Linked DNA regions of Homo sapiens: region 2 is linked to region 1. A link is a loop called in an ENCODE intact Hi-C map of the cell type or tissue named here. Cell type or tissue: gastrocnemius medialis. All regions are shown on one strand. Links, peaks and the distances in the headings refer to the core of each region. The heading gives the core; the rest is flanking DNA.

Region 1 (2,909 bases), core at 289-2,788:
AATAAGATCAAGATCAGTAACAGTAACAGAAACTATGTGTGAAATTTGGCATATGGCGGTTCCTCTGAAGGATTAGCTAACTGGGTTTCCCGCACTTACTATTTTTTAAAGCATTTTTCCAAACCAGGAAGTTAGCAAAAGAAAAATGTCCCCCAATTCCCTCCGCCTACCCCACGTTCTGAAGCACATATATTTATGCCACCTTCTGGCCTCTAATAATATTATTTATTGTCAAAATTTTGGATCCTTTTGAAAGGAAGGTGGGGCGTATTTCCACAGTGTCTTCGCAGGCAAAAGAAAGTGGTAGATTGAGTATGAAGGCAGACAAATCAGGCTACTACCATTGGAGTATTTTCCATTCTTTCAATTTGTATTGTTCCTTCATCTTGGAGTTTGCAGTCAAGGTAACGATGATGCAATTATCTGCTTTCCTGGAGTTTTAGGTACCTACTAGGGGATGAATGTATTTCAATGGGAGGAGGGTGTAGAATGATGCCTATAATAATACGAATTATTAGGAGCTGTTAATTATCTGAATGTTATCCGGGCATTAGTAATGCCTCTCCAGTATATCTACCTTTTATGGATGAGACTGTACATTTAATAGGAAAAGTACCAGTGGGAATTGACAATTAGCAGCCACGCTTGAGCTAGATGCAGCGTGGCATGTTTTATCCAGCTTAGATAGTTGTCGACCAAACAGGCCAAAGTTTTCTTCAGTAGAAAATGCCCTGCCAAATGGTTTCTGGATCCTTCGCGGACAAACAGCAAAGGAGCTGAAAGCGACCTCTTTCAACCATGCCAGAAACTGTCCATGGCGCTTCTAGATTCACAAAATCTGTTTTAGACACAGATGTCTTTAACCAAGATTGGAAACCCACTGGCCGTCCCATCCCAAAGTAAAAAGTGCCACGTCCTCCCATCCTCCGCCTTCCTTGGGATGTCAGCCCCGTTCTAATTCCTTTTTAGTTTCTCCTCAGCCCTCGGCAGGGCTGGCAGGGGGCTACCTGCGATTTCCCAACGTGGACGTGGACAATCGGATTTGTCTCTACCCAAGCTGGCAGCGGATGGGGACGAGTTCTGTTCCCGAGAGAGTCTCAGAAGTAGGCACGGAATCATCTCACCGATTTTAATTTCTGTCCCTGGGCTGGGGAGAGGGGAGGATTGGGGCGCGGGAGGCTCTGTTCTCCTCCTCCCCTCTTTTCCCCACCTCCCAAAATTGGCAGCCAGTCTGTGGCTCTCGGTCTGGGGTCTGGAGGGTGGGGAATGTGGGTGTGGGGGCCGGCTGGAGAAGCTCTCGCTAGCGCTGCCTGTGGCCAGACCCGCCTCTTGTCCCCTTTCGGGCGCACACACACGTCCACCCAGACACTCCGCGCGCTCCCTCGCGCTTTTGCTTGCCCGCCCGCCGCCGCCTGCTTTTTCCCTCCTGCTTTCGCCGGTCGCCTTCTCCTTCTTTTTTTTTTTTTTTTTTTTTTTTTTTTTTTTTTTTTTTTTTTGGTACCATAGAGTTGCTCTGAAAACAGAAGATAGAGGGAGTCTCGGAGCTCGCCATCTCCAGCGATCTCTACATTGGGAAAAAACATGGAGTCAGCTCCGGCAGCCCCCGACCCCGCCGCCAGCGAGCCAGGCAGCAGCGGCGCGGACGCGGCCGCCGGCTCCAGGGAGACCCCGCTGAACCAGGAATCCGCCCGCAAGAGCGAGCCGCCTGCCCCGGTGCGCAGACAGAGCTATTCCAGCACCAGCAGAGGTAGGAGGCTGGAGAGGGGCTGGGGAGGGGGCGGCGGGAGCCCGGGCGCGGAGCGGGGGGCGGCCGGGAGCGGGCGCCCGGGGCGCGGGGTCCGGCGGCCGCGCGCGAGCCTGCGGCGGCGCCCCGAGCCCGGAGGACCCCCCTCCCCTCCCCCCTCCGCCCCCCAGAAATGTTGCAAACTTTTGCAGCCCGTTCTCGGCTTGCGGGAGCAGAGTGGGGCGGGGGAGGCGGCGGGAAGGTTGACAGCCGGCGGGCTCACCCCCCTGGCTTTGATTTTTCTGCAAACACTGGAGGAAAGCTGCGTTGCCTCAATTAAATACGCTCCCCCAAAATACGGAGATGCGGGGAGTGGGGGCCCGGGAAAGAAACTTTTAAAGCGGCAGTGTCCTTTTAAGAAGGGGCAAAAAAATCTGTTTATGGCCACCCTCCTTCCGCTTTACCTTTTCTCCTCTTGACAGTTTCGGCCCTGGCTGCCCGAGTCGGGGGTGTGTTTTCGGTCCCTCTCAGATCTGGGCGGGGGGCGGGAGGAGTGAGCGACCTGGGAAGTCCCGGGGGTGGAGAGGGGGCGCTCCGGGGTCTGGGGGCGACGTGGACACCTTCTTTGGAGCACGGCGGTGCGTTTGGGATTTGAAGGAAGGGCCGAAGGAAGCGGGGTGCGGGCGGGCGAGCTGTTCGCCAAGTTGTCTGGCGGGCGCGGCGAGGGGAGATGCGCAAGTTTGCAGACCGGGGGTTCGGAGCCCGGCGCCCAGGCTGGCGGGGGGCGTGTGCGCGCCAACGCGCAGAGGGCGGCGGTCCTGTGGGGCGCTCCACGCGCATCCGGAGGGAGCGTCTACAAAAGCAAGCACCGAAACTTATTTCTGCTCTGGGAATCCTTCCCTCTCGGAGGTTCCAAGCATTTCTGCAGGAACCTGGGGATGGTCAGTGCAAGTTGTATGCTGGTTGGATAGTGCAAGCAATGTTTTCTCCTCCCCTGGCGATTTTTACTCTTCATTTTGGTGTTTGGTCTGTGTCTGCGTGTGTTGGGGGGGATGGGGGGGACTCAGTTGCTCCCTCCTTTCCTAAAGTGAGCTGTTGAGGAAAGCTCACTCTTTCTTGAAGGTATTGGAACCTGATGTGTGTTTTTCTCGAGAGTGGGGGATTATTTATTTGAATGCGCCTGGAG
Region 2 (2,909 bases), core at 197-2,696, 71 kb after region 1:
AGCTGTGGGTGACAAGCTGGTAAGTAAAAAAAATTGGAAGTACATTTTCAGGGTTAAATTTTATCTCTCAGGTTAAATGATGGCTTAATGTTTTAATGATGTTCAGCAAGGGTAGATGGGTAAATAGGAAAGGCAAAGCTGCTTCTTTATAGGGAGAGATGTGTCTCGAAGGGGTGTGGCATTTCCTTCAAAAAGGCTGATAAATGGGACTCTTGATATAGGCTAAGTAACCCCCTTTCATTCTGTGTAGGAGGATCTATGAGAGCTGATTATTTTCCAGTTAACAAAGGGTAGGAAGTTGTTCTTAAATCAGAGTCTGATTTGTCTAGTTATGTCTATCTATTTATATCTACCTATGTCTAGCTGTATATTTATATATGTTACACCATGCTTGCGATTTATTGAGGTCTAGTCGTAAAATGACTAAGATTGAATCTGAGAAAAGATCCTACCACATCATGAATGTGTACTTCCCTTGATATCCTCTGTCCTTGGTTAAAGGTGCAGATGTGAATGCAATATTCCCAATGTACTTTTCCTTGCGGACCTCCCCACTTCATCCTTGCCTTCATCCTTTAAATGCCATAGAACGTGCTTCAGAATGACTCACTCCTGAAGAGGAACAGAGCCATTTTATTCTCCAAAGTGCACAGTCTTTCATCAAATATTGTTTCAGCTGACACGACAGCTCCCGCAACAATCCAGACCAGGAACAGTTTCTGAGCCTCTTTGGGTCTCTATTACCACATCTGCGAACTGAGGGAAATAATAGTACTTACCTCGGGGGAGCGGATGAGCAGTAAATAAGTGGACACTTGTAAAGAATCTAGAAGAGTGGGTGGCATATAGCAAGTGCTCAAAAATTGTTTATTCAATAAAGGCAAAGGTTGGCAGCCACCTAGGAAGTAATGAGCTATGTAGCCATTTAGACATAAAATAGGTTAAACATCATATGCCTTTGACCAACATTAGCCAGCTTGGAGGAGGAATGAAAAGTTCATATCCAATTAATGCTGCAGATTTCCCAGCCCCCGCCAGTTCTAGAAAGTTGAGAACCCACAACTTGCAAAGACATCCTGGCTGATCTCCAGTTGAGATGACACTTCCAGAGAGGAGAAGGCTGTCAGGTCTTCGTTTAAGCCAAGTCAGATCAGCACATATTTGCCCGCTGTCTGGAGGAGTGGAAAACTCCACACTGTCACTTCGAGCACTCCAGGGATCACATCTGTCAGGATGGAATTGCTCATCCCACACTCTGTGGACAAGGACTTGGCGTCCAAGTCTGACATGTGACCAACACTCCATTTGGGATAGTGGTCACAGCAAACCCTTCTGAAAGGGAATTTGGTAAGTTTTCCGACAAGTCAGTGTGCAGCTGGGGTTGGGCTTTGGCACGTCCTCTCATGAATTGAACTGTGGCTTTCCATGCTCTCCAGGGTCTGGGATTTGGCTCCAGCTGAGGAACATACACATACCTCAGAGGCCCGACTCTGTTGCTCTCTTCAGCTTTGCATATTATGGAATTTTACTAATCTGGGTCTGAGGGATGGGGCGATTATCCCAATGCTGGGTTTGTTTTCATTCCTTCCACCATGAACACATTTATTTATCGATTTATTTAACAGTCATTTAATAACAGCCTACTGTGTGGCAGTCACGAAACTAGGGCCAGTCACTCAGCTAGATGTAAAGAGAATCAGATTCCTTTAAAACATATACACTAATGGGAGAGAGCTGCTTAAAATCAATCGCAAAGATTTTTTTCTTTGTCTTATCTGTGTGTGCCCAGTGCCTTTCGTTGTGCCAGCACATGGTGAGGAGGGCTGTCCCTTAAATCTTGGCTCCTGGAGAACAATGGGGTAAGTAAGCTGGGTACAAACGGCTGTGAGGATCAAATATATTGTATCTGTGTAGTGCAAATACCTAGCTGAGTCCAGTATTTTAAACTTTATAAATGTAGTTTCATATTCACTATATCACTTAGTTTACACAAATAACCCATTAACTTTAAAAGGTATTTTTTAACATTTTATGTTTAGCTGAAACTCAGAAGAGTTAACCTACCTCCCTACCATCACACAGCTAGTTGGGTGTCATGCCCAACACAGAGGTCTCTGGATTGAAAGTTCCTTTCAATATTCATGATGTTGCCTACATTTATGCCAAAAGGGCTATTTTTATTTCCCTAAGAGGTGTCAAAACTTAATGGTTCAGAGGATATAATCTATTCTCACTTGGTCAAAATACTTGGTTTTGGTCATTCTTTTTTCATCCTGCGAACATTTACTAAGTACCTACCATGTGCCGTGTGCTACCTTAATTAAATATTCTGTTTCAGATTTACTACATGTACCATGCAGGGTTGTTTGGTTTTCTGAAGCTTGGAAAAGGATAAATTATACTCTACCTTGAAAATATGTTGATCAAACTATTGTTTGGCTGATTTAGAAGGAACTGGAGGCTCTGGCAGTACCCAGGTTCTTCAAGATGAACATCCTTCTCACCATTCATTACAAAAGATAGATGGTATTGGGCTGAATCTGCACTGGCCATATTTTGCAACCTGGAAAATCCTTTGAAAAAGCAAATCCTTGATATGGGCCAGTACTAAGTTATAAAAGTGTGACTTTGACAAATTTATTAACCTCTTTTCACCTCAGATTTAACATCTCTTATAACATGGGGGAGTCTGGAGAAGACGTCAAGTTTTAAGGGTCTTTCTGTTTCCAAGCCTTTGCTGTATTTCATCTTTATACCCTAAAGGATGGCTCTTATAATGCTGTAGCTTCCAGAACTTTCCTCCTTCTCAGAGTGCTTCTACCTCCTAGGGTCTCAGGCTTCCTGTTTGCTTTTCACTCCCACAGATTCCTGCTGGGCTGTTCTCTGGCGCCATCTCTCCAGGTCTCTGG

The links. Peaks named below come from ENCODE experiments on the same cell type or tissue, not always from the same donor. Only the 100,000 strongest peaks of a DNase experiment are listed, where the experiment ranks them.
Region 2: it touches region 1 in a loop (2.0-fold over the local background); 4 of 110 quality-filtered maps call a loop at or near these places.

Annotation. Positions count from the first base shown.
Region 1 is chr15:61,227,891-61,230,799 of GRCh38, reverse strand. RORA (RAR related orphan receptor A) reads left to right here and starts at 1,498. Exons shown (of 11, transcript NM_134261.3): 1 at 1,498-1,747. The coding sequence starts at 1,582. In gastrocnemius medialis, for the core only: a CTCF peak has its summit at 1,319; DNase peaks (open chromatin) are centred at 1,314, 1,569 and 2,406; H3K4me3 peaks cover 1,978 bases; H3K27ac peaks cover 2,100 bases.
Region 2 is chr15:61,156,508-61,159,416 of GRCh38, reverse strand. All of the region lies in intron 1 of RORA (RAR related orphan receptor A), which reads left to right. Among named protein-coding and RNA genes, the nearest start is that of RORA, 71 kb to the left of the region's middle. In gastrocnemius medialis, for the core only: no CTCF peak of the experiment used is centred there; a DNase peak (open chromatin) is centred at 1,286; H3K4me3 peaks cover 1,233 bases; H3K27ac peaks cover 2,500 bases.